Regions from separate parts of the Homo sapiens genome. Here region 1 is linked to region 2. A link is a loop called in an ENCODE intact Hi-C map of the cell type or tissue named here. Cell type or tissue: chondrocyte. All regions are shown on one strand. Each heading gives the region's core, and the rest is flanking DNA. Links, peaks and the distances in the headings are about the cores only. Region 1 overlaps EEF1AKMT4-ECE2 (EEF1AKMT4-ECE2 readthrough). Region 2 holds the start of MAP6D1 (MAP6 domain containing 1).

Evidence for each region. Peaks named below come from ENCODE experiments on the same cell type or tissue, not always from the same donor. Only the 100,000 strongest peaks of a DNase experiment are listed, where the experiment ranks them.
Region 1: it touches region 2 in a loop (4-fold over the local background); 2 of 110 quality-filtered maps call a loop at or near these places.

The regions. Positions count from the first base shown.
Region 1 is chr3:184,283,590-184,298,768 of GRCh38, forward strand. EEF1AKMT4-ECE2 (EEF1AKMT4-ECE2 readthrough) reads left to right here. Exons shown (of 19, transcript NM_014693.4): 8 at 196-384; 9 at 1,374-1,516; 10 at 1,889-2,003; 11 at 4,248-4,358; 12 at 5,848-5,946; 13 at 6,052-6,129; 14 at 6,666-6,769; 15 at 6,968-7,078; 16 at 7,204-7,271; 17 at 7,451-7,641; 18 at 7,755-7,850; 19 at 8,473-9,442. The coding sequence ends at 8,649. It overlaps ECE2 (endothelin converting enzyme 2), which reads left to right. Exons shown (of 19, transcript NM_001100121.2): 8 at 196-384; 9 at 1,374-1,516; 10 at 1,889-2,003; 11 at 4,248-4,358; 12 at 5,848-5,946; 13 at 6,052-6,129; 14 at 6,666-6,769; 15 at 6,968-7,078; 16 at 7,204-7,271; 17 at 7,451-7,641; 18 at 7,755-7,850; 19 at 8,473-9,442. The coding sequence ends at 8,649. Among named protein-coding and RNA genes, the nearest start is that of PSMD2, 8.1 kb to the right of the region's middle. In chondrocyte, for the core only: CTCF peaks have their summits at 6,014 (motif pointing left) and 6,222 (motif pointing right); DNase peaks (open chromatin) are centred at 7,552, 8,282, 8,512, 8,682 and 1 weaker place.
Region 2 is chr3:183,818,736-183,833,914 of GRCh38, forward strand. MAP6D1 (MAP6 domain containing 1) reads right to left here and starts at 6,842. Exons shown (of 3, transcript NM_024871.4): 1 at 6,412-6,842. The coding sequence starts at 6,812. It overlaps PARL (presenilin associated rhomboid like), which reads right to left. Exons shown (of 10, transcript NM_018622.7): 8 at 14,989-15,090; 9 at 14,757-14,854; 10 at 10,536-10,974. The coding sequence ends at 10,863. RefSeq lists silencers at 6,420-6,549, 6,570-6,639, 6,700-7,049. In chondrocyte, for the core only: CTCF peaks have their summits at 6,272, 7,068 (motif pointing right) and 7,276; a DNase peak (open chromatin) is centred at 6,067.

The sequences.
Region 1 (15,179 bases), core at 2,920-10,919, 460 kb after region 2:
AAGAAGAAGAAGAAGTAAGTAAACAATACTTAGCCAATGGAGGTAAGCAGTGTGTCAGAAATGAAACAGGTCATCCAGAAAGGCTTCCAGAAGGATCAAGCAGAAGAGATATTGGGCAGAGGTGGTGGTAAGAACAGATCTCAGCCTTGGGCAGGACTTGTTGCTGGGCTCTGAGGATCACCCGGGCCTTGACAGGTGCTCACTGCCTATCTGGATTACATGGAGGAACTGGGGATGCTGCTGGGTGGGCGGCCCACCTCCACGAGGGAGCAGATGCAGCAGGTGCTGGAGTTGGAGATACAGCTGGCCAACATCACAGTGCCCCAGGACCAGCGGCGCGACGAGGAGAAGATCTACCACAAGATGAGCATTTCGGAGCTGCAGGTGGGGCAGGCAGGGGGCTGGAGACAACTGAGAGGGGCCAGCCTTGGCATGGACCACCCAGCTTCCCTCCATGCCATCTCCCCAAGGCAGCCAGTCCTTTCCTCATTCCCTTGCTTTTCTGTGCTCCCCAGCTGCACTGCTGCTGTCCTGGGGAAAAAAATGGTGTCCATTTAGGCCACCTCTCACTGGGTCATCCTTTGGTCCCTTTCTTGCCTGGGGATGCATGGAGGGATTGTGTTAAAAATGTGTAACAGTTTGTATGAGATGTCCACAAAACAATCAGAATAGGCTGGGCATGGTGGCTGACATCTGTAATCCCAGCACTTTGGGAGGCCGAGGCGGGTGGATCGCCTGAGGTTGGGAGTTCAAGACCAGCCTAGCCAACATGGTGAAACCCCATCTCTACTAAAAATAAAAAATTAGCCGGGTGTGGTGGCACATGCCTGTAATCCCAGCTACTCGGGAGGCTGAGGTAGAAGAATCGCTTGAACCTGGGAGGCGGAGGTTGCAGTGAGCTGAGATTGCGCCATTGCACTCCAGCTTGGGTGACAAGAGCGAAACTCCATCTCAAAAAAAAAAAAAAAAAAAATAGAAGTGAAAGTTTCCACTGGGGGACCCGTACTGTGCCAGGCCATTAACACTTTAGATGTTGGATTATGGAAAAGTTGGGATGGAGTGTGGTTCTGGAGGAGAAGCCAGTACGTGCAGGGTGTTGGGAGTGGTATTTTATCAATTGTTAGGAAAATATTTGAATATCTAGGCCCCAGCTGAATGTCACATGTAGTGGTTATCCTTGTATAATAAGTGGTTGGGCTCCCAGATTGGAGGTGTCCAGGCCTGGAAAAGGGTATATTACAGGAAGGATACACCATGAAGCCAGTAGTTGTTGCTATGGCAATGGGAAGGGCTCCCAGGCTACAGCATACAGTGGGGGAGGGTTCTGCTGGAAGCGAGTCGGGCAGGCAAGGCCTGAGATTTTTTTCTTTCAGGCTCTGGCGCCCTCCATGGACTGGCTTGAGTTCCTGTCTTTCTTGCTGTCACCATTGGAGTTGAGTGACTCTGAGCCTGTGGTGGTGTATGGGATGGATTATTTGCAGCAGGTGTCAGAGCTCATCAACCGCACGGAACCAAGGTGTGGGGGTAGCCCAGGGTGAGGGTGGGTTCTGTGGAGGTCTCCAGCAAGGCTGGGCATAATGGACAGGCCCAGCCACACAGAACAACATTTGGTAATGCTATGGGCCTTCCAAACATTGAATCAGAATGTCTATGGGCTTTTCCTCTGCGCTAGGGTTGCAGGGTGCTCCCTGTGATCTCTGTCCCCCCACTGCTCTCCAACCTGACCTCTACAGGCAGGTGTGTGGCCCCGGGACCAAAGAGGAACCCCGGGACAGCTTCCACATATGCCTCTCGGGACTCCTGCAACTTGCATGTTCCTGGGGGCTGGTTTGAGGGGTGTGAAGGGCATCCCACCTGCCCTTTTCTTATTTTCTGGTCTGGTTGTCAGCATCCTGAACAATTACCTGATCTGGAACCTGGTGCAAAAGACAACCTCAAGCCTGGACCGACGCTTTGAGTCTGCACAAGAGAAGCTGCTGGAGACCCTCTATGGCACTAAGAAGGTGGGCTTTCTGATTTTGCCTCCACGTTCTGATCCAGTCTAACCGATGCTGCATACCTTCAGTGTGACAGGCACCATGTGCCTCATGGTGCACAGGTGCATAGTATGGAGCGCAGAATTTGGAAGCAAGCCGACTTGCGTTTCAATCCCAACTCATTCATTTTCTAGCCTGTAGGACCTTGGGCAGATCACCTAGCCTCTCTGACTCTCCATTTCCTGCTCTGTAAAGCAGGAATAACTTGGAGGGTTGTCAGGAAGAGTATTAGCTGAGTTAATGTAAGTGAAGCACCTGCACAGTACATGGTATGTATAGGCACTCGGCTTTGATGAGGAGGATGGAGAGGATATAATAAATAAGTGAGTATTTAGTTTCAAGATGCCCCATTAAGTGGGGGGAGTGGACATGTAAACAAATACATTATATTTTGTGGTGATAACTGCTCACACTGAGTGAAAGACTTTTCTGCTATAGGACAGAGGTGGGACAGCACATTTCACCTGGGGGGATGGTGGGGAAGGGCATCAGAGAAGCCTTCTCTGAGAGGTGCCATGTGATGGAAAAGTTCACCAAGAAAGCCGGGGAGAAGGGCATTCCAGGGACAAGGAACGGCATGTGCAAATTCCTAGAGGCCAAAAGGAGCATGGTGGCTTTACACACGTTCTGGCATGAGCTTGAGAAGAGGGCAACTGAGAGACGGGGTTTGGTAAGGTGGGCATGGGGCACTTGGGAAGGGATCTGAATATTGTATTGGGAAGTCCGGCCTTGATTCTTTCACAGATGGGGCTCCATGGGAGTAGCATGGAGAGGAGAAACACAGTTGGGTTATGTATGAAATGATATTTCTGGTGGCTAAATGGAAGATGGAGGGGAGCAGCAGGGAAGCGGGGATGAGAATGGAGTCAGGGTGTCCAGTTAAGAGGCAATTGCAGGCCAGGCTTGGTGGCTCATGCCTGTAATCCCAGCATTTTGGGAAGCCAAGGCAGGTGGATCACCTGAGGTCAGGAGTTCAAGACCAGCCTTGCCAACACGGTAAAACCCCATCTCTACTAAAAATACAAAAAATTAGCTGGGCGTGGTGGCAAGCAACTGTAATCCCAGCTACTCGGGAGGCTGAAGCAGGAGAATCACTTAAACCTGGAGGTTGCAGTGACCTGAGACTGCGTCATTGCACTCCAGCCTGGGCTACAAGAGCAAAACTCTGTTTAAAAAAAAAAAAAAAAAAAGGCAATTGCAGACTGAGTGTGGTGGCTCGTGCCTGTAATCAGCATTTTGGGAGGCTGAGGTGGGTGGAGTGCTTGAGCTCAGGAGTTCAAGATGATAGTGTTATAGGTCAGGGAAGTGGTAATCATTTTCCCCGTCCACTTGAGTGGATGGGAAAGATGATTAAGAAATCAAAGCAGGCAGGGCGCCGTAGCTCATGCCTGTAATCCCAGCACTTTGGGAGGTCAAGGTGGGCGGATCACTTGAAGTAAGGAGTTCAAGACCATCCTGGCTAACACGGTGAAACCCCGTCTCTACTGAAAAGACAAAAAATTTAGCCGGGCGTGGTGGCGGGCGCCTTTAGTCTCAGCTACTCGGGAGGCTGAGGCAGGAGAATGGCGTGAACCCGGGAGGTGGAGCTTGCAGTGAGCTGAGATCGCACCACTGCACTCCAGTCTGGGTGACAGAGTGAGACTCCATCTCAAAAAAAAAAAAAAAGAAGTCAAAGTAGTAGAAACTGCTGATAGACTGAATGTGGGGGGTTAGGGAGATGGAGGAAGCTGAGTGACTCCCAGGTTTCTTGCATGGGGGACTGACTGGATATAAAATTAGTTGTGGGCCGGGCACGGTGGCTCATGCCTTTAATCCCAGCACTTTGGGAGGCCAAAGCGGGCAGATCACTTGAGCTCAGGAGTTCAAGACCAGCCTGGGAAACATGGTGAGACCCCTTCTGTACTAAAATTACAAAAGAAAATAGCTGGGTGTGGTGGCATGTGCCTGGGGTCCCAGCTATTCGAGAGGCTGAGGTGGGAGGATCGCTTGAGCCCAGGGGACAGAGGTTGCAGTGAGCAGTGATTGCACCACTATACTCCAGCCTGGGTGACAGAGCAAGACCCTGTCTCAAAAAAAGACAGATGTGGCACTGAGCAAACCCAGGACTCTTGTCCAGAGCTGAGAAGGGCTGCTAGCCCCAGTGACAGAGAAAGGCCCTCTGACTGGAGGACACAGCCATCTCTAGGGTCCTGGCTCTTTGTCCTTTAACAGTCCTGTGTGCCGAGGTGGCAGACCTGCATCTCCAACACGGATGACGCCCTTGGCTTTGCTTTGGGGTCCCTCTTCGTGAAGGCCACGTTTGACCGGCAAAGCAAAGAAATTGTGAGTCTACAAGATTCTTTCAACACTATGCCCTCAAAATTGACTGTTCATGTATGTGCAGACATATAGAAAAACAACGGGAGCCAGGCGCGGTGGCTCACGCCGGTAATCCCAGCACTTTGGGAGGCCAAGGCGGGTGAATCATGGGGTCAGGAGTTCGAGACCAGCCTGGCCAACATGGTGAAACCTGGTCTCTACTAAAAATACAAAAAATTAGCCGGGCGTGGTGGCGGGTGTCTGTAATCCCAGCTACTTGGGAGGCTGAGGCAGGAGAATCACTTGAACCCAGGAGGCGGAGGTTGCAGTGAGCCGAGATCGCGCCAGTGCACTCCAGCCTGGGCGACAGAGCAAAACTCTGTCTCAAAAAAAAAAAAAAAAAAAAAAGAAAAGAAAAGAAAAACAACTGGATGTAAATTGATGAACAAATGAAGTAGTGCTGCTTTGGGCAGTGGGATTATAAGAGTCCTTTAAAGTTGTCTATGTGTTTATGTTTAACTATATAACTAGAAGAAATATTTATTTATTAGGATATGATAATGGATGTGCTTAAAGTATTACCTGTAAGGATGTTTATGGTTTTTATGGCAATGTTGTTTATAATAGCAGAAAATGAGAACAGGTTAAATGTCCAACTATAGGGTAAAGGAAAAATAAATTGTGGTTAGGATGGGTTGTGAGGATCCTTAAATGGCTGATATATCTTTCAGCAAAAAAAGTAGGTTACAAAAAATATATACCCTATACAACATAATTCCATATTTTATATGCATATCAGGGGAGGGAAAAACTCTAGAAGTGGGTAATCAAAATGTTAAAAGAACTTATCTATGAATGAGTGCTTTATAACTGGTCTGTTCTTCAATTCTCAATTTTCCAAATTTTCTGTGAATGTCCTCTTTTCATAATCAGATAAAAATCATTGCACTAGGCTGGGCGTGGTGGTTCACGCTTGTAATCCCAGCACTTTGGGAGGCTGAGGCGGGTGGATCACGTGGTCAGGAGTTCAAGACCAACCTGGCCAAGATGGTGAAACCCCAGCTCTACTAAAAATACAAAAATTACCCGGGCATGATGGCGGGAGCCTGTAATCCTAGCTACTTGGGAGGCTGAGGCAGGAGAATCGCTTGAACTCGGGAGGCGGAGGTTGCAGTGAGCCGAGATTGCGCCACTGCACTCCATCCTAGGTAACACAGCCAGACTCTGTCTCAAAAAAAAAAAAAAATCATTGCACTATATTAAATTATAATATAATTTGATGAACTTATTGTCAATTAAAATGTGTACTTAATTAAGAAAAAAGCCAGCCACAATCCCAGTACCTTTACAAATGGTGTTTCCTTCTCATCGTCTCCAGGTGCTCAGCCGTATTTCTTTAGTCTAGACGTTCCCATTTCCCCTGGGTGGACAGGGATGGGGCACCAAGGGTGGATGGGTGGGGCAGGGATGCATTCAGTGCAGGGGAAGGCTGACTTTACCTCCTCCCTCCCAGGCAGAGGGGATGATCAGCGAAATCCGGACCGCATTTGAGGAGGCCCTGGGACAGCTGGTTTGGATGGATGAGAAGACCCGCCAGGCAGCCAAGGAGAAAGTGAGCGGTGGCTAGGGTTGGGGCGCCATCTTGAGGTGGGGTTCAAGGATACAGTTTTGCTAGGAACCTGGGGAAGGAAACAAACCCTTAACCTGGTCTCTTCAGGCAGATGCCATCTATGATATGATTGGTTTCCCAGACTTTATCCTGGAGCCCAAAGAGCTGGATGATGTTTATGACGGGGTGAGTACCTACGCTCATCAGTACTGAACTTCAGCCCTGTAGAGGGCACTGTTCCCTGGGCTTAGAAATTGGGGCTCAAGCACTGGGAAAGAGGTGCTTGTCGGTTTCTTTTAGAGGCAGATGGAGGTAACCAGCATTGTTAAAATGTTGGCTCTGTGACAGGCTGCAGGCCAAACAGCAGTGAAATATAGTGCTAACGAGCCAAGATTTGGAGTCAAGCCTAATCAAATTCTGTTTCTACCTCTAACTTTGTAACCTTAACAAAATCTCTCTAGGCCTTGGTTTCATTTTCTGTAAAATGGGGGTCCTACTAGTGCCTTCCTCATAGGGTTGTTGTGAGATAAATGAATACAGTATGTAAAAAAACAGCACCCATAACATAAATGGCCTTTAAATATTGCCAATTATGGTTTACTAGATATTTTACAGTTGAGGAAACTGAGGTTTGGAGAGATACTAATGAGTAGCCAAACTGGCGCTATTATCTTCTCCAATGGATTCTCTTGCTCTCTTTCTACTTCCCACCTTTCCCACAGTACGAAATTTCTGAAGATTCTTTCTTCCAAAACATGTTGAATTTGTACAACTTCTCTGCCAAGGTTATGGCTGACCAGCTCCGCAAGCCTCCCAGCCGAGACCAGTGAGAATGACGGGGTGGACATAGACACTAGGGGTGGCAGGAGAGGTGGGGGAAGGTTCCTGGGATGGGGGAAAAGGGTGGCAAGACTGGTCCCAGACCGGCGGCCCCATACCCTTGCAGGAGGTAGGGCAGGGCTGTTGGGAGGGGAGCAGTGTCAGGAGAGTCGGGAGCCTCAGCCCCTCACTCTTCCTCCGCCAGGTGGAGCATGACCCCCCAGACAGTGAATGCCTACTACCTTCCAACTAAGAATGAGATCGTCTTCCCCGCTGGCATCCTGCAGGCCCCCTTCTATGCCCGCAACCACCCCAAGTGTGTCTGAAGCAGGAGGGGCTGGGTGCTGGGGCCTGGGCCTGTGGTTGAGCTGGGAGCAGGGCTGGAGGTGGGATTCAGAAGTACCCCCGCCATGTCCTCACTTGCTATTCCTCACCCACCAGGGCCCTGAACTTCGGTGGCATCGGTGTGGTCATGGGCCATGAGTTGACGCATGCCTTTGATGACCAAGGTAGGGGCCCATGGAGTCGTCCCCTCTAGCCTAGAATTCCCAGTGGCTCCTGCAAGGCCTTGGGACATTGATGTAGCCCCAAGGGCCCTGAAGTCTGTGGACCAGGGCTGGTGGGGGCACTGCTGCCCCCAAGAGACGAGCTCTGGTTTTGGTGGGGTGCAAAGGTGAGTTCTCCTCAGGGCGCGAGTATGACAAAGAAGGGAACCTGCGGCCCTGGTGGCAGAATGAGTCCCTGGCAGCCTTCCGGAACCACACGGCCTGCATGGAGGAACAGTACAATCAATACCAGGTCAATGGGGAGAGGCTCAACGGCCGCCAGACGCTGGGGGAGAACATTGCTGACAACGGGGGGCTGAAGGCTGCCTACAATGTGAGTGGCCTGACCAGCCCTCCAGCGGCTGAGGCCTGCTGGCCTGGGGTGAAAGGTGCCGGGTGGGTGGGGGCAGGCCTGGATGGGCTTGTTGCCCACTGTTCTGTCCCCAGGCTTACAAAGCATGGCTGAGAAAGCATGGGGAGGAGCAGCAACTGCCAGCCGTGGGGCTCACCAACCACCAGCTCTTCTTCGTGGGATTTGCCCAGGTATCACCCTCTCGGAAGGCCTGGGGTCTGCCCCTTTGTCCTGCTCCCTCCTGAGTATGTCATTAGGAGAACTCTGGGGCACGTGTCAAACGGGCTGGTGAATGGGGCTGAGGCTGGGGCATGAAAGGTGGGCTGGGAAGGCCCATGCCCAGAGCCTCCGGCCAGCCAGGGCCCACAAAGGCAGCCTGAAGAGGCCTGAGCGGGAGAATGCCTTGGTAGGATTTCGCATAGTTCAAAGGGCAAGGTTGTCGTGCTTGCGGGGCACAGGGTGGCGAAGGGGGCAAACGTTCATCCTCACGCTGTTCCTGTGAGGGAGACATGCAGGAAACGAAAGCTCGGGACGCAGAGTGGCCTGTCCAGGGCTGCCCAGGAATAGAGTAAGTGGCAGAGCAAGGACCCAGGCAGAGCCTCCGCTGGGCAGCCACAGCAGGCAGCTTCTGGGGCTCCGCTTTTTCCCCTCGTCATGTCCATGCTGGGCAACCCGATGTCCAGGGCAGTTTTGGAAGGAACTTGGGAGGGGCTGCAGCGGTGGTGGTTTGTGCCCCTGGGATGGCTGTAGCTGACTCTAAGGCCCGGCTCCACACTAGACACCATATGCCCCCATGTCTGTCCTGGCCCGCAGGTGTGGTGCTCGGTCCGCACACCAGAGAGCTCTCACGAGGGGCTGGTGACCGACCCCCACAGCCCTGCCCGCTTCCGCGTGCTGGGCACTCTCTCCAACTCCCGTGACTTCCTGCGGCACTTCGGCTGCCCTGTCGGCTCCCCCATGAACCCAGGGCAGCTGTGTGAGGTGTGGTAGACCTGGATCAGGGGAGAAATGGCCAGCTGTCACCAGACCTGGGGCAGCTCTCCTGACAAAGCTGTTTGCTCTTGGGTTGGGAGGAAGCAAATGCAAGCTGGGCTGGGTCTAGTCCCTCCCCCCCACAGGTGACATGAGTACAGACCCTCCTCAATCACCACATTGTGCCTCTGCTTTGGGGGTGCCCCTGCCTCCAGCAGAGCCCCCACCATTCACTGTGACATCTTTCCGTGTCACCCTGCCTGGAAGAGGTCTGGGTGGGGAGGCCAGTTCCCATAGGAAGGAGTCTGCCTCTTCTGTCCCCAGGCTCACTCAGCCTGGCGGCCATGGGGCCTGCCGTGCCTGCCCCACTGTGACCCACAGGCCTGGGTGGTGTACCTCCTGGACTTCTCCCCAGGCTCACTCAGTGCGCACTTAGGGGTGGACTCAGCTCTGTCTGGCTCACCCTCACGGGCTACCCCCACCTCACCCTGTGCTCCTTGTGCCACTGCTCCCAGTGCTGCTGCTGACCTTCACTGACAGCTCCTAGTGGAAGCCCAAGGGCCTCTGAAAGCCTCCTGCTGCCCACTGTTTCCCTGGGCTGAGAGGGGAAGTGCATATGTGTAGCGGGTACTGGTTCCTGTGTCTTAGGGCACAAGCCTTAGCAAATGATTGATTCTCCCTGGACAAAGCAGGAAAGCAGATAGAGCAGGGAAAAGGAAGAACAGAGTTTATTTTTACAGAAAAGAGGGTGGGAGGGTGTGGTCTTGGCCCTTATAGGACCCTGTGCCAATAAACAGACATGCATCCGTCAGCCTGTCTCTCTTCCTTCAGTCCTGTTTTCATGTATCCATTCACTCATTCCACCAGCGTCTATAGAGCAACTACTGTATGCCAGCCACTGTCGTCAGTGCTCATTTACTCACTAGTGGATACAGGGGACTGAGATTTGAAGCCCAGAGAAGACAGAGAAAGAGAGGCAGGATGGAGGAATGGAAGGAAGTTGAGTCTGACTGGGCAGAATACATTGTCTGCTAACTGGTGGCCATAGCCTCATCCCCAGCTGTTCTACAGCTGGAAGGATTTGCTGCTTTCCTCCACTGGTGCGTGCAGCCAGGCCTGACACTGAGTGTGGGTAACTACTGGGCCAGGGTCAACTTGGAAGATGGGCGGCCCTTACCCTGCAGTGGTGGGAAGTCCTGGGCATATCACTCCCTGAGCTCCCAGAGCTCAAAGCCCTGGCCTCTGCTTGTAGCTGAAAAGACAAACATTTCCTTCTAGCCTCAAAGGCTCAGAGCTCCCAAGAGTCAGCCATTCCACCTACACACACTCATTAGGCCTACCAAGTGCCAGGCACAGAGACTGCATATATGGCCTCTACCCTCCAGAGTGAGGGAGGGAAAAGGAACGTTGATTGAATACCTCCTGTGTTCCAGGCACCTGTGCTAGGTGGCTCATTTCTTTATTCATTCATCCATTTATTAATTTATACATTCATAGGCTTATTTTCAAAAAAAATTGCTTTATCAACAATGTGTCAGGCACTGGTGATACACAAATGAATAAGATAGGTGAGGTGGTGCGCCTGTAGTCCCAGCTACTCGGGATGCTGAGGTGGGAGGATTGCTTAAGCTCAGGAGTTCAAATCCAGCGTGGGCAACATAGCAAGACCTCATCTCTTAGGAAAAAAACAAAACAAAACTGATGAATGAGAAGTTTCTTCTTCCCTTAGGTGACTCTTCTTCTGTTGGCACTTTCGCCTTCATGAGCTCACCTAATCCTTGCAACAACCGCCCTTTTCAAATACTCTAGTCTCCATTTTACAGATCTATCCCTAACTACTTCACTGCAGTCAAAGAGAGCTGGACTGAAATGGAAGCTCTGATAGTTTTGTGAGCTTCAGCCTGTTCCCTAAACTCCATGAACCTCAGTGTCTTCACCTATGAAATGAGAACTACAGCAAAACAGTGGAAAGAGTCCAATCTCAATTCTCTTTATTTTTTATTCTTGAGATGGAGTCTCACTCTGTCACCCAGGCTGGAGTGCAGTGGTGCAACCTCCACCTCCCAGGTTCAAGTGATTCTCCTGCCTCAGCCTCCTGAGTAGCTGAGATTACAGGCGCGTGCCACTACGCCCAGATAATTTTTGTATTTTTAGTAGAAATGGGGTTTCACCATGTTGGCCAGGCTGGTCTCAAACTCCTGACCTCAAGTGATCCACCTGCCTCAGCCTCCCAAAGTGCTGGGATTACAGGCGTGAGCCACAACACCCAGCCTCAATCTCAATTCTCTTTAAAACTCAGTGCTTTAGGCTGGGCGCGGTGGCTCAAACCTATAATCCCAGAGCTTTGAGAGGCCGAGGCGGGCTGATCACAAGGTCCAGAGTTTGAGACCAGCCTGGCCAATATGGTGAAACCCCATCTCTACTAAAAATACAAAAATTAGCTGGGCGTGGTGGTGTGTGCCTGTAATCCCAGCTACTTGGGAGGCTGAGGCAGAATTACTTGAACCGGGACCTGGGAGGTGGAGGTTGTAGTGAGCTGAGATTGCGCCACTGCACTCCAGCCTGGGCTACAGATCGAGACTCCATCTCAAAAACAAACAAAAAAACACAAAAAAACCTTAGTGCTCTCCAAGGTGCAAGTAGGGATGAGTTTGTTCAGTGTGGAAGGGGAGGAGTGAAGCTCTGGTTATGATTGCTGCTGGTCCTTGGCCCCTTGGTGAATGGCAATAGTATGTGTCCCACAATCTTTCCATAAAGAGCTGTATGTGGATCTCTGTCATGTGACCTCAAAGTGCTGGCTGGCCACAAAAGGAAGAAAGTAGCCAACTGCTCAGAAAGGAGAAAAGTGTCCTGAGGAACTCCATGACCCAGGGAAAGCACAGCCTGAGTCTCTAAGAGCATGACTCCAGGGTAAATGGCTGCGTGTATTGGAAAGAGGAGGCCATCACATCTGCAGGCCTGGTCTACCTCCAGCTCTGCCACCCTTGAGCTGTGTGACATTAGGCCTTCAGGTCTCAGTATCTTCTGCAGTCTGTAAAACAAGTGAATTGGATGAGACGATCTTTGAGGAGCATTTCTGCTTTAATGCTCTAAAAAGTGAATCCATGGGCTTAGCAAATTCCGGAACCCAAAGAGATAGTAAGTGACTCGTGACATTCAGATGAGATTTATAATGTCAGACAGCATAATGACTGAGGAGACAGGCTTGGCAGATAAAGCCTTACCCTTTCCCTGACACCTAATTTCAGAGGCCAGCTTAGGATTCTGACAGGCTGGCCAGTGGGTTATTAAAACCTCATATTGCAAAAAGGTCAAAGTGTCAAATGATGATGATGATGGCTAGCCTTAATTTACTGGGTCACTATTTTGCTTAAGCTTGTGCTAAACACTTTAAACATACCTTCTCATTAAATGCACACAATGATTTGCAAGGAGGTTCTATCATTGTCTCTATTTTACGAATGGAGAAACTAAGGGAAAAGATCACGTAACTTCCAATGTCAGACAAGACAGATTGCATTAAAGTTAGATTTGGAACTCAGATGCCCTTAATCACTATCAGTTAGTCTTCCAACACGACAGAATTTAGACTGAAACACACACATCTGTCTTCTGGGCAATTTCATCATGCTTCTGAGTGGGACCATCACCAGCAGGTGCATTTCCATGCAACCCAGATTCCCTGGGCAAGGCACATGTGACAACCAGACAGCTTCAGGAAACCTAAGCACACATTGAGCTGAAATCAAGCCAGGGAACACCTGTTTGTTGAACACTCTGCAGGTGCTTGGTTCCAGAGGCAAGCCAAGGTGAACATCAGGTAAGAGATGTAACCTTTACCCTTAGTAGCCCTGTCAGGCTGAGTATGCGTATGTGATATGCTCTGGTGTGTCCAGGCAGAAGGGGAAATAAGGGATGGTGCTCCTCGGTGGACACAGGGAAGCAATTATAGGTAAAGTGCTAGGCCATCCCTTATGCAGTCCCATTGGTAAGTCTAACTAATTCCCATCCACAATAAGCTAACATATGCCAAGAAGTATGATTTCACACCCTTGATAGCACTTTGGAAATGTCCGGGTGGAAGAGAGTCCCTCATAAAAATAAGCACAGTTTTCTGCAGGATTGGAGGTCCTATTTTTTTTTTTTAATTAAAAAAAGCAGGCTGGGCGCAGTGGCTCATGCCTGTAATCCCAGCACTTCGGGAGGCTGAGGTGGGTGGATCACTATGTCAGGAGTTCAAGACCAGCAGGAGAATCGCTTGAACCCGGGAGGCGGAGGTTGCAGTGAGCCGAGATCGTGCCACTACACTCCAGGCTGGGCGACAGTGGGAGACTCCATCTCAAAAAAAAAAAAAAAAAAAAAAAAAAAAAAAAAAAAAGCAGTTTTAGTGGGTCTATCATGATTTACAAATGGAGAAACCTCATGATTTTCCAGTGCCTAGTTCTGGCCTCCAAAGACAGCTCCCAGTGGGTTGTTATTATACACAAAGATGGCCTGAAGATGAATGCAAAGCCATTCATTCATTCATTCATTCCGCATGCATGCATTCTGCAAATATTTATCAAGGCTCACTACAAGCCAGGCGCTAGGCTGGAGGCTAGGAGCATAAAGATGAATAAGACACAGTTCCAGGCCGGGCGCAGTGGCTCATGCCTGTAATTCCAGCACTTTGGGAGGCCAAGGCAGGCAGATAACTTGAGGTCAGGAGTTCAAGACCAGCCTGGCCAACATGGTGAATCCCCGTCTCGACTAAAAATACAAACATTAGCGGGGTGTGGTGGTGCATGCCTGTAGTCCCAGTTACTTGGGAGGCTGAAGCAGGAAAATCACCTGAACCCGGGAGGCAGAGGTTGCAGCAAGCTGAGATCATGCCACTGCACTCCAGCCTGGACGACAGAGCGAGACTCCGTCTGGAAAAAAAAAAAAAAAAGAAGAAGGAAGTCATGGATAAAGAGGAGTTTTAGAAAAAAATCCCTCTACAGATGACTGAAGAAAGCATGAAAATGTATGGACACCGTGAAGCCAGAGATAGAATAGGCAGAACAGTTATGGACTGTTGAATTTTTGTCTGCAGACCAGCGCTGGGGGAGTCATTGGCAATGGCAATGGAAGGTCATGCCTAGAATCCAAGCACTGAGTGGAAAAGAGCAACAGGTATTTAAAATGGATTCAGACCTTTACTTCCGTATCTACACAAACATTTACCCAACATTCACTCTGTGATATGTTGTACTAGGTGTCTTTTTCTTCAATGTGTCAGAACCCATAAAATAAGATTGCTAGAAGACTCCTGAGTGTTCCCACTAGGTGAAAGGGAGAAGAGATACTTCCTTTTTTCTCACCTTACACGCACACACACACACACACAGCTGAAGAAGAAACTCTGGGGTTTGCCTAAAACAGTCAAGGGCTTTGAAGACTGAAAGACTGAGCTTTAAATTTTGATTCCGCCGGGCGCGGTGGCTCACGCTTGTAATCCCAGAACTTTGGGAGGCCGAGGCGGGCGGATCACCTGAGGTCGGGAGTTGGAGACCAGCCTGACCAACATGGAGAAACCCCGTCTCTACTAAAAATACAAAAATTAGCCGGGCGTGGTGGCACAAAAATTCAACAGTCCATAACTGTTCTGCCTATTCTATCTCTGGCTTCACGGTGTCCATACATTTTCATGCTTTCTTCAGTCATCTGTAGAGGGATTTTTTTCTAAAACTCCTCTTTATCCAGCTACTCGGGAGGCTGAGGCAGGAGAATCACTTGCACCCGGGAGGCGAAGGTTGTGGTGAGCCGAGATTGCGCCATTGCACTCCAGCCTGGGCAACAGGAGAGAAACACTATCTCAAAACAAATAAATAAAATAAAAAATAAATCCTCATTTTACTACTTGATATGATCTTCTCTGTAAAATGGACCTAACCCTACCAATCTCAAAAGATTGTAAGAAGTGCATGGAATCACTCGAAAGCAGTCCTGACATAAGCGCGTCAGTCACACGCCTCTAAGGCTTCACAGGGAAAGACGAGAAGATAGAGGACGAAGACCTTGTCTTGTTCTGCTTTTAGCTCCAGAACTTGGCGGGGAGCACAGGGCTTTATTGATCGATGTCAACTCCACCTGGCTCCCCAAAGTATTTAAAATGGTAGCCACGGGAATAGCAGAGTACTCTCTTTCAACTGGGGAGGAATATCAAATGAGGTTAATAGGCCGGGCGCGGTGGTTCACACCTGTAATTACAGCTCTTTGGGAGGCTGAGGCGGGCAGATCACTTGAGGTCAGGAGTTCGAGACCAGCCTGGCCAACATAGTGAAACCCCCGTCTCTACTAAAAAATACAAAAATTAGCTGGGCGTGGTGGCGGGCGCCTGTAATCCCAGCTACTCGGGAGGTTGAGGCACGAGAATCACTTGAACCTGGTAGGCGGAGTTTGCAGTGAGCCGAGATCGCGCCACTGCACTCCAGCCTGGGCGAGAGAGCGAGCCTCCTTCTCAAAAGCAACAACAACAACAAAACCAAATGAGGTTAATATTCCACAGTGGTGTGGGGCTAGACACA
Region 2 (15,179 bases), core at 3,185-11,184:
GCAGTGACCATCTCAAAAGACTCCAAGGTGGCCTGGCCTTTGCACAGCTCTGTGCATGGTGGAGGGAGTGGATCATGCGCTGTTGCTGAGCCTGTGGCGGGGAGGGTGGTGTGATGGGGGAAGGCGGGCCCTGGAGGGAGAGGATGAGGCTGGCACCGCTAGCTCCATGTACCGGGAGCAGCTTTCTCCATGAAAAGACAGTGCTTCCATTTCTCTGAACAAAAGGGACCTCCTTTAATTCTACCCACTCCTCTGCAAGATGGGGAGCTCAGAAGGCAGAAGTCCCTGTGTCCCAGGAGCACCTGGCCAAGGTGGAAGTGTCCAGCTAGCTGGGCCTGGCACCCACGTGTGCGGAGTTGCTCCTGCCCAGGCTGGACACTGCCGGGGTTGGGCTTCAGGCCCTGAGGTCAACAAAGCTGCCTTTCTCCTTGGCAGCTGCAAAGCTGGGGCACCACTGGGCAGGCTGCGTGGGCAGGGAATGGCTGTGTCCATGGCCAGCACTGGGGTGCCAGGAGGAGAGCTAGGCCGGGGCCCCGTCAGGTAATTTTCACTCCCGAAGCCGCGAGCTTCTGAAGACCAGCTGCCCAAACCATATGCTGCTCTGTTCCTCCTGCGGAAGCAGGTCCTCCCCTGGGCGCGCCCTTCTGTCCCCAAAACACTTCACATGCCCACGCTGAGCCTTGGGCCTGGCATCCTGAGCCCGCTGCCCTGAGGTGGCTGCAGGGGTCTCAGAGCAGGAAGCCACCAGAGCCACAGACGACAGCAATCCTGGCGGCCGCCAGAGGAGGAACCCGGGGCTGGAGCCCAGATGGGAGAGGGGACCTTAAAGATGGAATGGGCAGGACCCGGTGACTGCCTGGAGAGAAAGAAAACAGACTCATGGCTCAGGCCAAGATTAGTAAGAAATACAGGCCTCCCTGCCTGCTGTGCCCCCATACAGTGCTCAAGCATGTTCCGGCATCAGCCCCGGACAGAGGATTGGGAGGCCTGGGTTCTCAGCCCAACATGGCTTCAGACACATTCCTCAACTTCCCTGAGCCTCAGTTTCTTCTGAAAAGTGGGGCTGCTGACCCATGTGCCTGAGGCTGTTGTGAGTCTTCGTTTCGGGCACTCAGTAAAGTGGGGCCAAGTCTTGTGGAACTTGAATATCAGCCCTTTAACTGCCCCACCTAGGCAGGAAGGAGGGAAGCAACCAGGGAGCAAGGACTGCCTTCCAGAAGTGGGCGGGGCTAGCAACTGGGCCAAAGATGCCCAATGGCCCAGAGAGAATTCAGAGGGGGCCTGTCAGGTGGAAGGAGCCAGGCTGGATGTGGGTAGGACCTGCTGTGCCCATGTGGCCAGGCAGGCAAGGCAGATCAACTCACGTGCAGACCAGAAGCCAGCAAGGCAGGTCCTGCAGGGGTGAAGAAGCTGAGGCCCGGGGATCCTGGGTACTCCCTCAAGAACCTTGAGTTAGGAGTGGCCTCACATCTTCAGGATTCCTGGCTCTGTTCGTTTCCTTGGCTTTCTGAATTTCTTAAGTTTGCTTAGATGATGTACATCTTACAAGACAAGGCTGGAGGGAGTGGCTTGTATCAGGTCCCAGAGCTGGAAGGTGGGGGTCCCAGAGGCCCACTGGCATGGCGCTGGGAGGGTCAAGTTCAACAGTGATCCTGTGTTTCTGCCCGAATTGGGGGCAGGGGTCCAGGCAGCCAAGCTCTTGCTATTCCTGCTTTTCGGATGAAGAAAGGGTCAGAGAGGCTGACCCAGCCAGGCGCGGTGGCTTAACGCCTGTAATCTCAGCACTTTGGGAGGGCAAGGCGGGCAGATCATGAGGTCAAGAGAACGAGACCATCCTGGCCAACATGGTGAAACCCCGTCTCTACTAAAAATACAAAAATTAGGCCAGGCACAGTGGCTCATGCCTGTAATCCCAGCACTTCAGGAGGCTGGGGCGGGCGGATCACGAGATCAGGAGATCGAGACCATCCTGGCTAACACGGTGAAACCCCGTCTCTAGTAAAAAAAAAAAATACATAAAAATTAGCCAGGCATGGTGGCGGGCGCCTGTAGTCCCAGCTACTCGGGAGGCTGAGGCAGGAGAATGGCGTGAACCCGGGAGGCGGAGGTTGCAGTGAGCCAAGGTTGCGCCACTGCACTCCAGCTTGGGCAACAAAGCAAGACTCCATCTCAAATAAATAAATAAATAATACAAAATAAAAATACAAAAATTAGCTGGGTGTGGTGGTGGGCGCCTGTAGTCCCAGCTACTCTGGAGGCTGAGGCAGGAGAATCGCTTGAACCCGGGAGGCGGAGGTTGCAGTGAGCCGAGATGGCGCCACTGCACTCCAGCCTGGTGACAGAGTGAGACTCCGTCTCAAAAAAAAAAAAAAGAAAAAAAGAGAGGCTGACCCACCTGAATTTACACACCAGGAGGTAAGAACCCCAACAAGCCCCGACTCCTGTCTGTCAAGGCTTTTCCACAGCTGGCCTCAGGACACAGTTCAAGAAAGCAAGTGACTCCAAGGAGGCAGCTCTTAAGGGATGAAAACCCATGGGGGCTACAAATTTGATCTCTGGGGCAAGTCACACGGGTTCCACTCCCTTCTCTGCCATTCAGAGCTGTGCCAGCCACTCAGTTTCCTTGTCTGTAGAATGGGGACGGCAAGCACTACACGAAGGCTGCAGGGGGCTAACCTCAGGGAGTGCTGAGCCTGGTGTGCGTTAAAGCAGAGAAGGCGACAGCTAGTACCTTCACCGTCACCAGAGCTGGGAGGGCCCGGCAGGACATTCACTCACCACATGTTCCACACAGATGAGGGATTGCTTTTTTTTTTTTTTTTTTTTTTGAGATGGAGTCTCGCTCTATTGCCCAGGCAGGAGTGCAGTGGCTCTATCTCGGCTCACTGCGTCCTCCACCTCCTGGGTTCAATGGATTCTCCTGCTTCAGCCTCCCGAGTAGCTGGGATTACAGGTGCGTGCCATCACGCCCAGCTAATTTTTAGTAGAGATGGGGTTTCACTATGTTGGCCAGGCTGGTCTCGAACTTGGGATCTGCCCATCTCATCCTCCCAAAGTGCTGGGGTTATAGGGGTGAGCCACCACGCCCGGCCTAATTTTTATATTTTTAGTAGAGACGGGGTTTCACCATGTTGGCCAGGATGGTCTTGAACTGACCTCAGGAGATCCGTCCATCTCGGCCTCCCAAAATGCTGGGATTACAGGTGTGAGCCACTGCGACCGGCCTCTTTTTAACTTTAAAATAAAAAAAAAGTAACTTCTGTGATAAGCATCCTTACAGCTAAATCTTTGTTCATATCATCATTTCTTTGGGATAAATTCCTAACTGTGGAATTAAAGAGCCAAAAAGTATGAACTTATCCCCCCAATTTTATTAGTTTTAAAAACCAAGCTGGGCACAGTGGCTGATGCCTTTAATTCCAGCACTTTGGGAGGCTGAGGCAGGAGGATCGCTTGAGCCCAGGAATTTGAGACCAGCCTGGGCAACATAAACCCCATCTCTAAAACACACACACACACACACACACACACACACACACACACACACACACACACACAAAACCCCACATGTAGTGCCCACCTGTGGTCTCAGCTACTCGGGAGGCTGAGGTGAGAAAATCACTTGAGCCTGGGAGGTTGAGGCTGCAGTGAACTGAGATCATGTCCCTGCACTCCAGCCTGGGCAACAGCAGCAACAACAACAAAACAAACAACAACAAAAAAACCCCCCAAAAACCCAACTGTATCAAGGCATTATTTCCAAACCATACAATTCATCCATTAAAAACATACAGCTGGATGACTTTTGACAAATGTAACCACTTGGGTACCACCACCATTATCAAGACACAAAGAACATTCCATGTCCCCAGGAGGAGGCTCCCTCATAGGTCGGCACTTTGTAAGGAACTCGCTGGGGGACAGTGGTTGCAGGGTGGGTCTTGCATTCACTGACACGTCCTCAAGCTGAGCCGCCAAAGCTGGAGTGGGCAACACTGAGCCGCAGCGCTCAGGCCCTAGACTAGCCAGCTGGAGGGGCCTGAATAGCGGAGAGTCTGGAAGGCCAGGGGTCCTGAGCGTGCAGCGCATTCCAGCGGCTGAAGTTCTAGGCACCAGAGCAGGGCAAGGGGTGGAGCTTGCAGGGAGACAGCTTCAGCTCCGGGAAGGAAGCGCTTTCTGTCAGTTACAACAGTCTGCCCATGGAGCGAGCTGACTTGCATGGCGCTGGGCTCCTCTTTACTAGGGATGTTCTAGCAGAGGCTTAGCTTTTATTTATTTGAAGCAAGGTCTTGCTCTGTTGCCTAGGTGGAGTGCAGTGGCACAAACACTGCTCACTGCAGCCTCGACCTCGCAGGCTTGAGGGATCCTCCCACCTCAGCCTCCCAAGTAGCTGGAATCACAGGCAGGCACCACCACGCCCAGCTAATTTTCTATTTTTTGTAGAGGCAGGGTCTCACTATGTTGCCCAGGCTGGTCTTGAACTCCTGGGCTCAAGTGATCCTCCCACCTAAGCTTCCCAAAGTGCTGGGATTACAGGTGTGAGCCACCATGCCTGGCTGGCTTAGCTTTTAGAAGGAGTCCCTCATCCGGGCATGGTGGCTCATGCCTGTAATCCCAGCACTTTGGGAGGCCGAGGCAGGCGGATCATGAGGTCAGGAGTTCAAGACCTGCCTGACCAACATGGTGAAACCCCATCTCTACTAAAAATACAAAAAATTAGCTGGGCGTGATGGCACACACCTATAATCCCAGCTACTCAGGAAGCTGAGGCAGAAGAATTGCTTGAACCTAGGAGGCGGAGGTTACAGTGAGCCAAGATGGCGCCACTGCTCTCCAGCCTGAGCGACAGAGCGAGACTCTGTCTCAAAAAAGAAAAAAATCAAAAATAAAAATAAAAATAAAAATTAACTGGGCATGGTGGCACAAGCCTGTAATCCCAGCTACTCGGGAGGCTGAGGCAGGAGAATTGCTGGAACCAGGGAGGCAGACATTGCAGTGAGCCGAGATTGCACCACTGCACTCCAGCCTGGGTGACAGAGCGAGACTCCGTCTCCAAAAAAAAAAGTTAAAAAGATAGGCAATACATGGACATGTTACAAAGGCAAAAAAAGCAATCGTTCAAAAGAGCAGAGTGAAAAGCCTTCCACCCCTGGCAGTCCCTATCAAGTTCCTCTCCCTAACGGTACCATCTCCTCAGACATCCATCAGGGCATCCTGTGCTTATTTGAGCATATGTGTGTATATTAATACCCCTTTTTAAAACACAAATAGCCTACGTGCTGCTGGGCACCTTGCTTTTTTGGTATGCGTATATTTAAGATCCGCTGGGTTTCAGTATCCCATTTCATGGCTGTGCTATAATTAACCAGTTCCCTACATCAGCAGGACAAGGGGTTTGTTGTACAATGTCTCCACCTATCTTACGCTCCTGAGCTCCCACCCTACCTTGTAGGATACCTGTAGGGAAAATTCCTAGTAGTGAAATAGCTGCATCAAAGGAAAAGTAGTGCTTTTAATAGTCCCACATTAGAAACACCCTAAATAGTCAATGGTAAGGAAGTAGATAAATAAAACTTGAAGATATAAAGGCATATCCATAGGATAAAATACTGCACGTTTATTAAAATTCATGTTGCAGAACATGTAGTAACACGGACAGACTTCTACAACTGGTGAAAAAAGTGTACAGTAAGAATCTAACCACGTAAAAATATATCAGTGCATATGCACCAAATGCACATTACGGAGTAGAAAGAACTCGTCTGGGGAGGGATCAAGGAGATACGTATTTTGTTGTAATTTCTGTACTTTCCCATTTTTCTACAGTATGAATTACTTTTGTGGTAAGAGGAAAAAAGGGAGAAAGCCCTCGGCTGTCCAGGAGCAGAGCTGGGCTGGGAGGTGGGGAGGGCCCGCGGACCCGTTCTCCCTGAAAGCCCCTGTCACAGTGGGACTCTGAAGGGCTCACCCACACGGGACCCTGCGCTCGGTCCTCACCACCAACGCCCGCACACTAGGCAGTGACCGGAGAGAGCTGGGGGACATGGCCTGCGCGCACCCCTCGCACGGCTAGGCCCGGCGGTGGGAGTTAAAGGGAGGCCGGTTCCAACTCGGCTGAAGGCAGGCCATTCTGACGGCTGCCCCCAGGAGGGCGGCTGCGAGGGCAGCGGTGCGCTCCCGGCACGGGGGTGCTCGAGCACTGAGTCCGGGCATGGAGCAGCGAAGGCGCCGCCTGCAGTGCCCACGGACCAAACGGGGGTGACCTCTGAGGCCGCCGGCAGCTCCGAGGTCGCGTGGGATCCGGGCTCCAGGCGCCTCCGCTCTGCCGCCCACCCCATCCCTCTGGCTCCGGGCCTCCGCGTCCTCCCACCACAGGGTGGGGACTCGTTGCGGTCCCTACCCAGCCCATACCTGTACGACGTGGTCACTGCTGCAGCCGCGTCCGCGTCGCCGATGGGCAGCACGTAGACCCCGCGGGCGCCGGGCGCAGGTGGCGCGGAGGACTGCGCGGAGGATTTGCCCCTGCGGCCGCCCGCCCCCGGTCCGCGCCCCGGCGGCGGATCCTTGGGCCCGGCGGGCGTGGTCCACAAGCCGAAGTCCCGCTGGTACTGAGTGAGCGGCACGTCCCGGCCGGAATCCCGGGCGCCCGCGGGAGGCTGGCCCCTGCGCGAGGCGGCGCCGCCCGTGCCCGGCTCCTCGCTGTCGAGGTCCGAGTAGCCGTGCAGAGTGAGCGGCACCGCCACGTCGGAGCGGTCCAGCTGGTTCCAGCGCCGCGCCAGGCAGCACAGGCGGCTGATACAGGGCCACGCCATGCCAGCCCCGGCGCCCGCCGCCCCGCTCCCGGCGCGCGGCGCTCCCGGCCGCGCCTCCTGCGCCCAGCGTCCCCGCCCCCGCGGCCCGCCCCGCGCCGCCGCAGCACCGCCCCCCGGCACGAGGGTGGGCGTCCCGGGAGGGGGCGCACTCGGCGGCAGCCCCACTTGGCCGGGGCCGGCTGCGCACGGCTGGAGCTGGAGGGAGCGCGGATGGGGGAAAGGCTGCACCGTCGCCAGGGGGCACCGGAAACCGCCTGCATTCATTTACAAGTGTCCATCTCGAAGAATGCCTCAGAATTGAATCCAAAGTTCCCTCAGTGTCATCTTATAAATGGCCCCGGCTTCGCAGAGGCCAAGGGCCCGATGGTCGCAGCTGGGAGCAGTCCGCCAGCCGGGAGGTTCTCCATGTGGCCTCGGGACGCCCAGCGACTGCTGCATTTGTGCCAGGCTGCACCGCATGGACTCCGCGGGCACAGGGGCAGGTGCAGCAATGAGGGTGTCAGAGAAGACTCGGGGCCCTGCTTCCCGGAGAACACGTGTTTCAGTCAGCCTGTGAGTCGCCGCCTATTTGCCTTTAGGATGCTAGTCTACATTTGTGACAACCAATCCACTTTTCATTAGAATTGGCATTAGCCACCAATCGACCTTTCCCTGGGTTCTGAAATTCCTAATTTTAAAGCATGGCCATTTGCAAAAGCTTTAGTTTGATAAAGCGGCCACAGAACTGGCCACAAGGCTATCAAGTTCCTTTCCTCCTGTGCATGCATGGCTGTTTTCAGGCAGAGCTGTTGAGGGATCCTCCAGCGTAAAGGCAGGTCTGTTCAATGCAGGACACCGTCTCAAACAACTCCCTGACCACCCACAAACGCTTTTCTGAATATTTGACACATGCTCTCGGTATACACTGCAGACCAATTACTAATAACACTACTGAGACAGCATTAATTACCCAGAGCTCCATTTCAAGGTTGTACTTGGAAGGTATCCAGTCTGCGCCTGGGAGGGGACTGCAGCACATCCCTGGCCAGTCAGAAAACAGATTCATCTCCCAAAACATTGCCTGTCTTAGCTTGAAGTTGTAGCAAAGTGACATGACGGCTGCCTAGAAGTGGCAGCAGGTCAGCTGAGCAGGCCAGGCCATGTCCCAGCAGGCAGCAGGCGAGGCGCCAGGTGTAGAGGGAGATCCTGGAAAATGACACACAGGGGCCGGGTCAGAGTGAACTCTTTGTGGACTGTCCGCCACGGCCCTGGGTTAGCCAGCCTGGCAGATGGCGCTTGGGACTAAAATTCTCCATCTCGCAGGAAAAGAGAGCAGCTCTCTTTTTATTACTTCATTGATCAAACAACAGTCAAAGAGCAGTTGCTATGTGCTAGGAATAATTCTGGGTGCCTTCAGGAGGTTTAGTGTGGTAGTGAGGGACGGAAGGAAGTGTAATTGAACTGACAAGGCCAGGTCAGCATGAGAGGGAGGCAGGCTGGGGAAAGCTGGACTCGCCACCTGTTGTGAGGGAGGGTGGTTGGGCCAGGTGGGAATGTAGGTCACGGGGGAGGAGGGTTCAGCTGAGGTAGCAGACCATGGAGGGTCTTGGTGGCCACACTAAGGAATTTTAGCTTTTCATATGGCCGGGTGCAGATGGCTCATGCGTGGAATCCCAGCACTTTGGGAGGCTGAGGCAAGAGGACTGCTTGAGCCCAGGAGTTTGAGAACTGCCTGGGCAACACAGTGAGACCCTGTCTCTACAAAAAACTTTTAAAAATTAGCCAGGCGTGGTAGTGTGTGCCTGCAGTGCCAGCTACTTGGAGGCTGAGGCTTGAGCCCAGGACTTCAAGGCTACAGTGAGCTATGATTGCACCACTGAACTCCAGCCTGGACGAGAGAGAGAGAGAGAGACCCTGTCTCAAATAAATAAAAGTTTTTCACAGGTGACAACAAAGGAATGACAGACATGTTTTTAGCACTCTGGCAGGCATATGGAGAAGCACAGGGTTGCTTTGGAGACCAGCTGGAAGAACAGGCTCAACAGTCCAGGGACTAAGAAGTGAGGACCACCACGGAGTCACAGGCACTGGGAAGGCTGAGGGGCTGAATTCTAGAAATAAGAGGCGAGAGAGGGAGATCTCGAATGGCTCCGGGTTTCAGACTTCACCGATTGCTCGTGTCACTCCTTAAGCCGAGTGCTATTTGAGGGGCCTGTGCAGGGCGGGGGGGTGGTCCCAGAGCCTGGAACCATGCGTGTGTTGCAGTAGACACATTTACTAAGAGTACAGAGAGATTCTGTGGGTCTGGAGCTCAGAATCCTCACAGATAACTGAGGCTTCAGCAAGTGCACCCACTCAAGAAGTGTATGGAATGAGGGAGACGGCAGCCACGGCATGTTCCTAGGTACCCCACACTTCAGATGCCAGTGGAGGCGGCACAGCCCAAGAGGCCCACGGGCCAGGGAGTGCATGGCCTTGAAGGCAGTGATCGCGGGTCCCCAGAGAAGCCAAGAGGAGAAAGTGAAGCACCCTCGTGGGCAATCAGGAGGGAGCTGTGGACAGCAAGGCTTCTCCGGCCACAGCCAGGTTCTGGCCTCCCCAGGCCATGCACAGAGGCTCCAGCATTGAGGGGTTTTAGGGACCAGGAGATGCTACAGGGACTTCTAACTTTTTCCCAGTCACAAAGCAGGGACACAGAGATGTCTTCATTGCCTCTTTGCCTGGTCTGCCCAAAGCACGATGTGAATTAATGTTGGGCTCTAGAGGGAATGTCCCTATGAACTCAGCCTCCTATCCCATCTCTGGAAAACGCATCTTGCCTCATCTGTGTTGCAGAGTTGTTAGCAGATGTCAGAGCAAAGCATTGTGACCTTGGGCAGTGCCCCTACACCACGTGTGCCGTTTCCTCGCTGGCAAAATGATGGCTAAGATAACTCTCTCCCCTAGAAGTGATACGAGTTTAGAACAGAATCCTGTGCCTGGGAAGAATAACTGTAAATCATAGTAGAAACAAGTCCAGCCTGATGGAAGAAGGATATGAAGGACTGCCAAATACTGGACAATTTCTATGTGCTGGGCGCGTGCTGCCATGCAGTTCTCACTTGCCTGGTGAGGTGGGCACCACTCCCACTCCTTTTCCAAAGCCGCCATTCCCATCCCCCACGGCACACAACCTGAGTCCGATCGGCCACAGGAGGCTGAAATCAGGGCCTTCGATCCTCCCAGGACAAAGCTGCAAGACTTGGTATAACATTTTGAAGCCATCAAAAGACTAAAAATTCTCCTGTAAATGACTTCAAGAAGAACATACTCTCAAACTGCATTTCCTAGATGTCATTCTCAGTCACGAGGGTAACATGAATTCCACAACAGTGAGGCTGTGACGACGACAGCCACTATCTGCTATTTCAGTGAGACGCTTCAATTAGAACACTTTCAAACAGAAGATAAAATTCGGCTCAGATTCAAGTCTGAATTTACCCAAATCACTTCTTTCTACCTCTTAATTTATCTACAAATTGAACCTAGAAAGCAAAACCTGAAAATAGCTTTTTGTATATGCCACTCACTGCCAGAAAACACTACCTTTCCTGAAAATTGAGAAAATACTGCAGCTGTTATTTCAGATTGTGCTGGAGAGGGGATACTCTCGACTTTTATGTGCAGCCAACCCAGGGGAGGGGGAGGCAAGGAAGAGTGAAGGCTAAGCAGAGGCACTGGAGGGTCCAAAGACAGGCAACCAGCGCCTTCATGTTCTGATCAGGCCTTTCAGGGTGCACTCTCCCCAGGTCCTGTCAATGCAACAACCAAAGCAAAATGCCAGAGCCGTGTCGGCCCCTTAAAGAGAGAACACACACATCTGCTTACAAACTAGATAGAAACCTTTATTTCACAACTTTATCATCATTCACATTCTAAAAAGACACGGACTGGGGGACACAGCTGAAAACAGTGGGAGGCCAGATGCTGGCATCTTCCAGACGGGAGCATAGCCATGGTCACTCTAGCCGATGTCTCCTGGGGCTCTCAGGCGGCAAGGACCAGATGCACCACTACTGTCCAATCCCAGTTTTACTTAGAGCCACCTCCTTTTTTGGGGCCATTAGTCCTTATTTCATGCCAGATTTTCACTAGCGGCTCCCTGTTCTTCCAAATCAGTTCATGACCGTAAGTAACATACCATCTGGAGAAAAACAAACCAGGTCCGACATTCAAACAGTGTGACATACAAATGGTAAGTAGCATGGTGACAGATCCCAAGTTGACATTTTTAAAATCGAATGCCACTCACTATGTAGCCGATTAAAACTGACTCACATCGAGAAATGGTTTAGCTTTCATATTACAATATGTAAAAGGTAGAAGTAGGATGGGACGATGGCTGAATGCTCCGCAGTGTGTGAGTACTTCACATATACTACTTTTGATTCACCACTATCTGCAAGTTAAGTATCAGTTTTCCCATCGCAGACATGAAGCAACCAGGTCTGAAAGAAAGTAGTTTGTCCAAGGTGCTAATAGTTTCTAAGTGGTCAATGAAAGCTCACTCGCAGGTCAGACTGACTCGATGTTCTGAAGTGTCAGAATTAGCACTGACTCAGGATGGCTATCCCAGCTTCCATGCCTCCCGTCATCTTCCTCCTAACTATACGAAGGGTGGCCCGCTCATCCAAACTCTGCCCCGCTTTAAGATACCTAGTTCCCATCCCCACTCTCCTGTTCACACAGCCTAACTGCGGCCTGAAGCAACGAGCCTGGGAGGCTGACGCACAGAGAGGTTTAGTAACTTCGCCTGCTCAGGTTCCACAACTAGGAATCAGCAGACTGAGACTAGAACCCGAGTCTGCTGCTGAAGCCTGTGCTGCAGGCACTGGACTTTCCTGCAGCGTGTAGGGAGCATCTTCTGTGAGCTGGGGAGCACACTGCGCTCTGGGAAGGGCCTGCCTTGGAGAAGCTCCTGAGGGCACTGGGGGTAGAGAAAGGCTTCCTGGAGGATGTGGGGTGGATTTCCAGGGGCAGTTAGTGAGAGCTTGCTATTAAAACCTTTATTTTTGCTCTGGCTTCCCCAAACAGATTTCATGTTCCCTGAGGCAGAGACCAGATTTTGTTATCTTGCATCGAGCTCCCAGACACCTGACTGAAAAAATGCTATTTGACTTGGAGTGGGTGAGAAGAGCAGTTTAATGTTTTAATATTTTAAAAATGTTCTGAATGTGTATGTTTAATTATAAAGGGCTTGATTTGTACCTGAATCTTAATATTCACTAAATATAGTTAAAATCTGATTATACACATTAATTAACAGGCATGTAATAAAAATTCTCTGTGCTTAAGTCTCTGGTGAATTTAGAATGAGAGAAAAAGGAGCACCCTAATATTCAAATGCAATTATAAAAATTCTCCCCAAAAAAATCACTTTGTCAGGAACTCTTCATTAATAAAGTGTTTTCCCAAATCTTTTTTGTTGTTAGACAGAGTCGCGCTCTGTTGCCCAGGCTGGAGTGCAGTGGCGTGATCTCAGCTCACTGTAACCTCTGCCTCCTGGCTTCAAGTGATTCTCCTGCCTCAGCCTCCAAGTAGCTGGTATTACAGGCATGCACCACCACGCCCGGCTAATTTTTGTATTTTTAGTAGAGACGAGGTTTCCCCATATTGGTCAGGCTGGTCTCGAACTCCTGACCTCAAGTGATCTACTTGCCTCAGCCTCCCAAAGTGCTGGGATTACAGGCGTGAGCCACTGCGCCCGGCCACCCAAATCTTTTTAACCTACTTATTTCAAGCAAAGAGTCAAATACTTTAATTTCACAGGTATACTGTCTGATTATACTCATAAATCCAAAAGGAATTTTTCATTTGGCTAAACTAAAATCGGGAAATGCAAGATGACCGATTTCTAGGGCACTCTTTTCTGTAGCGGCAGCGCAAGCCAGCCCTCATCTGAAACTCCAGCTCTGCAATTGTTACTTGTGTGACCTGGATAAGTTACTTTCTTTAAGCAGTTTCTTTTTCTGTAAAATAAAATACCTCACAGGATTTTAAGAGAATTAAATCCTTAGCTTAGGCACACAGCAAATATTCAGCGTATTAATATGTTAGCTATTATTATTGCAACAGTACAATGTGAATACTGTAAGGTTTGGTCAGAGGCAAAGTCAGGGAAATGTATAAGTGGATACTAATGGAGTCTTTACCACCAACAAAATCAGGGCACTTCAACGAAAAAAAAATAAATAAAAGATTTTAGATTTCTAAATCTAGATTAAAGCTTTTAGAAAAGATGAATTCTGGACATGACTGAAATCTAGTAAATGAAAAGGAGTTTAAATTAGAAACAGTAAAGAGAAAGGATTCCTCCACCTTTCAGACCCTGGACTTTAAAATGCATTTGATCCAATTATTTTCAGAATGGAAAAAGGCCACCTAATTATAGTTCAGATGAATAAAAATCTACTGGGGAGAAGAGCCTTGAAGTATACATGGAAGATAAATTTAGAGCTCACAAAACAGAACCCCTTCATGTTTCTCATACTGTAATATCAGGTCAGTTTCTACTATTTATACTGCACTGCTGTTAGAGCTAGACCTTGCATATACTACATACTACTCCTCTTTAATCACTTAAAATTATAAATGGCATAATGGCATTTAGTTCTGCCACCTACTGGGAAAAACTGCTTCACTTAGAATAGATTTTTCTTTTTTTTTTTTTTGAGACAGAGTCTCACTTTGTCGCCCAGGCTGGAGTGCAGTGGCGTGATCTCGGCTCACTGCAAGCTCTGCCTTCTGGGTTCACACCATTCTCCTGCCTCAGCCTCCCGAGTAGCTGGGACTACAGGCGCCCGCCACCACGCCCGGCTAAGTTTTTTGTATTTTTAGTAGAGACGGGGTTTCACTGTGTTAGCCAGGATGGTCTCGATCTCCTGACCTTGTGATCCGCCTGCCTTGGCCTCCCAAAGTGCTGGGATTACAGGCGTGAGCCACTGCACCTGGCCAGAATAGATTTTTCTTTTTAATAAAAAAAAAAATTAAGTTTTCCATTGTCGCGGAACAAAATAAAAACCAAGTAAGGGCAAAAGGCAACATTTATGTAAGAAAAGACAGGCCCCGAGGGGATCCAGCTCATGCTGACGGGTCTCCCACGATCAGATGGACGCCAAGAGTCCTGACCGTGTTTCCGTGATACAGTTACTACTAAGCACTAGTCTAGGCAAAACCCCATTGTTTGAAGCACACGTGGAAGGTCTTGTAACCACAATGCCATTTGCTGTGACCCAAGGAAGCAGTTTAGCAACCAATTCCATATGGTGTGGTGGGGGTGGAAAGGGCTTATAGAGGTGGGTTTACAGCTCTGCTCTGCTATTGAAGAGCTGTTTGGCCTGGGGAAGATGATGTCTGAGCCTCAGTTTCCCATCAGTAAAATGGGAGTAGTAATAGTATAACATAAGGGAACTAGCTTGGTGCCTGCATACAGCGGGTACTCAGTAAGTGGTCCACATTGGTTTGCAGTCACCGGCCTCTACTCCAGTCATACAGAGCAATGGCTCCGCCAACTCAGCATGTCTAAATAGCACTGGCGAGACAGAGGTCAGGGTAGCAGGGTGGGACGCCAGGCAGGGGAGAGGAGGGCAGGAAAGTCTGAAGGGGAAAAAGAAGATGTCAGCATAGACTGGGGGCCAGGCTGCAGTCTTCTAAGAGGGGGCTGGGAATAACAGGCCAACAGTTGGGGCAACTTAAGGTTAAGCGTAGGGTAAAGGCACAGACTGTCTCTACAATGAGCCAGGTATGCTGGGTAAACCCAAAGCAAGCCACGTTGAGGTTTCCTCACCCTCCCAAGCCCACCTGCTTCTGCTTCCGTTGCATAGTTCAATGTCTCTGCCATGGGGATGGGGGGTAGGGGTGAGGCTGGGGTAGGAGGAGCGCATGACCCAAGGAAGCAGTTTAGCAATCAATTACACTCAAACTTACATTCCAAAAAGAGCTCCCCCAAGATGTGCCGCATGATCAAAAAATTTCCATCCCAGGATCATTCCTGCTGTATCCATGGCGATAATGGCTTTCAGGGCCTGAAAGGCAGCAAGAAACAAGCGGCACAACTGTGATTGCTCCAGCACTGACATTTCTAACTTAAGGGCAAGAACCCACTCAACATAAAAACATCACCACTATCCCCAGCACTGCACTTCATAAAAATACTTACATTCCCTGCTGTGAACGTGAACATCGGAAGGAAAATAATGGCAAGCCTCCCTTCTGGGATCTTAGTGCAGACAGCTGCGAGGACTGTCATGATGGCACCAGACTGCAAAGTAACACAGCAGGGAGAATGGGAAACTCAATATGCAACTGCTTAGTGGCTACAAGGTCTAAAGAGCAGCACATTTTCTAGAA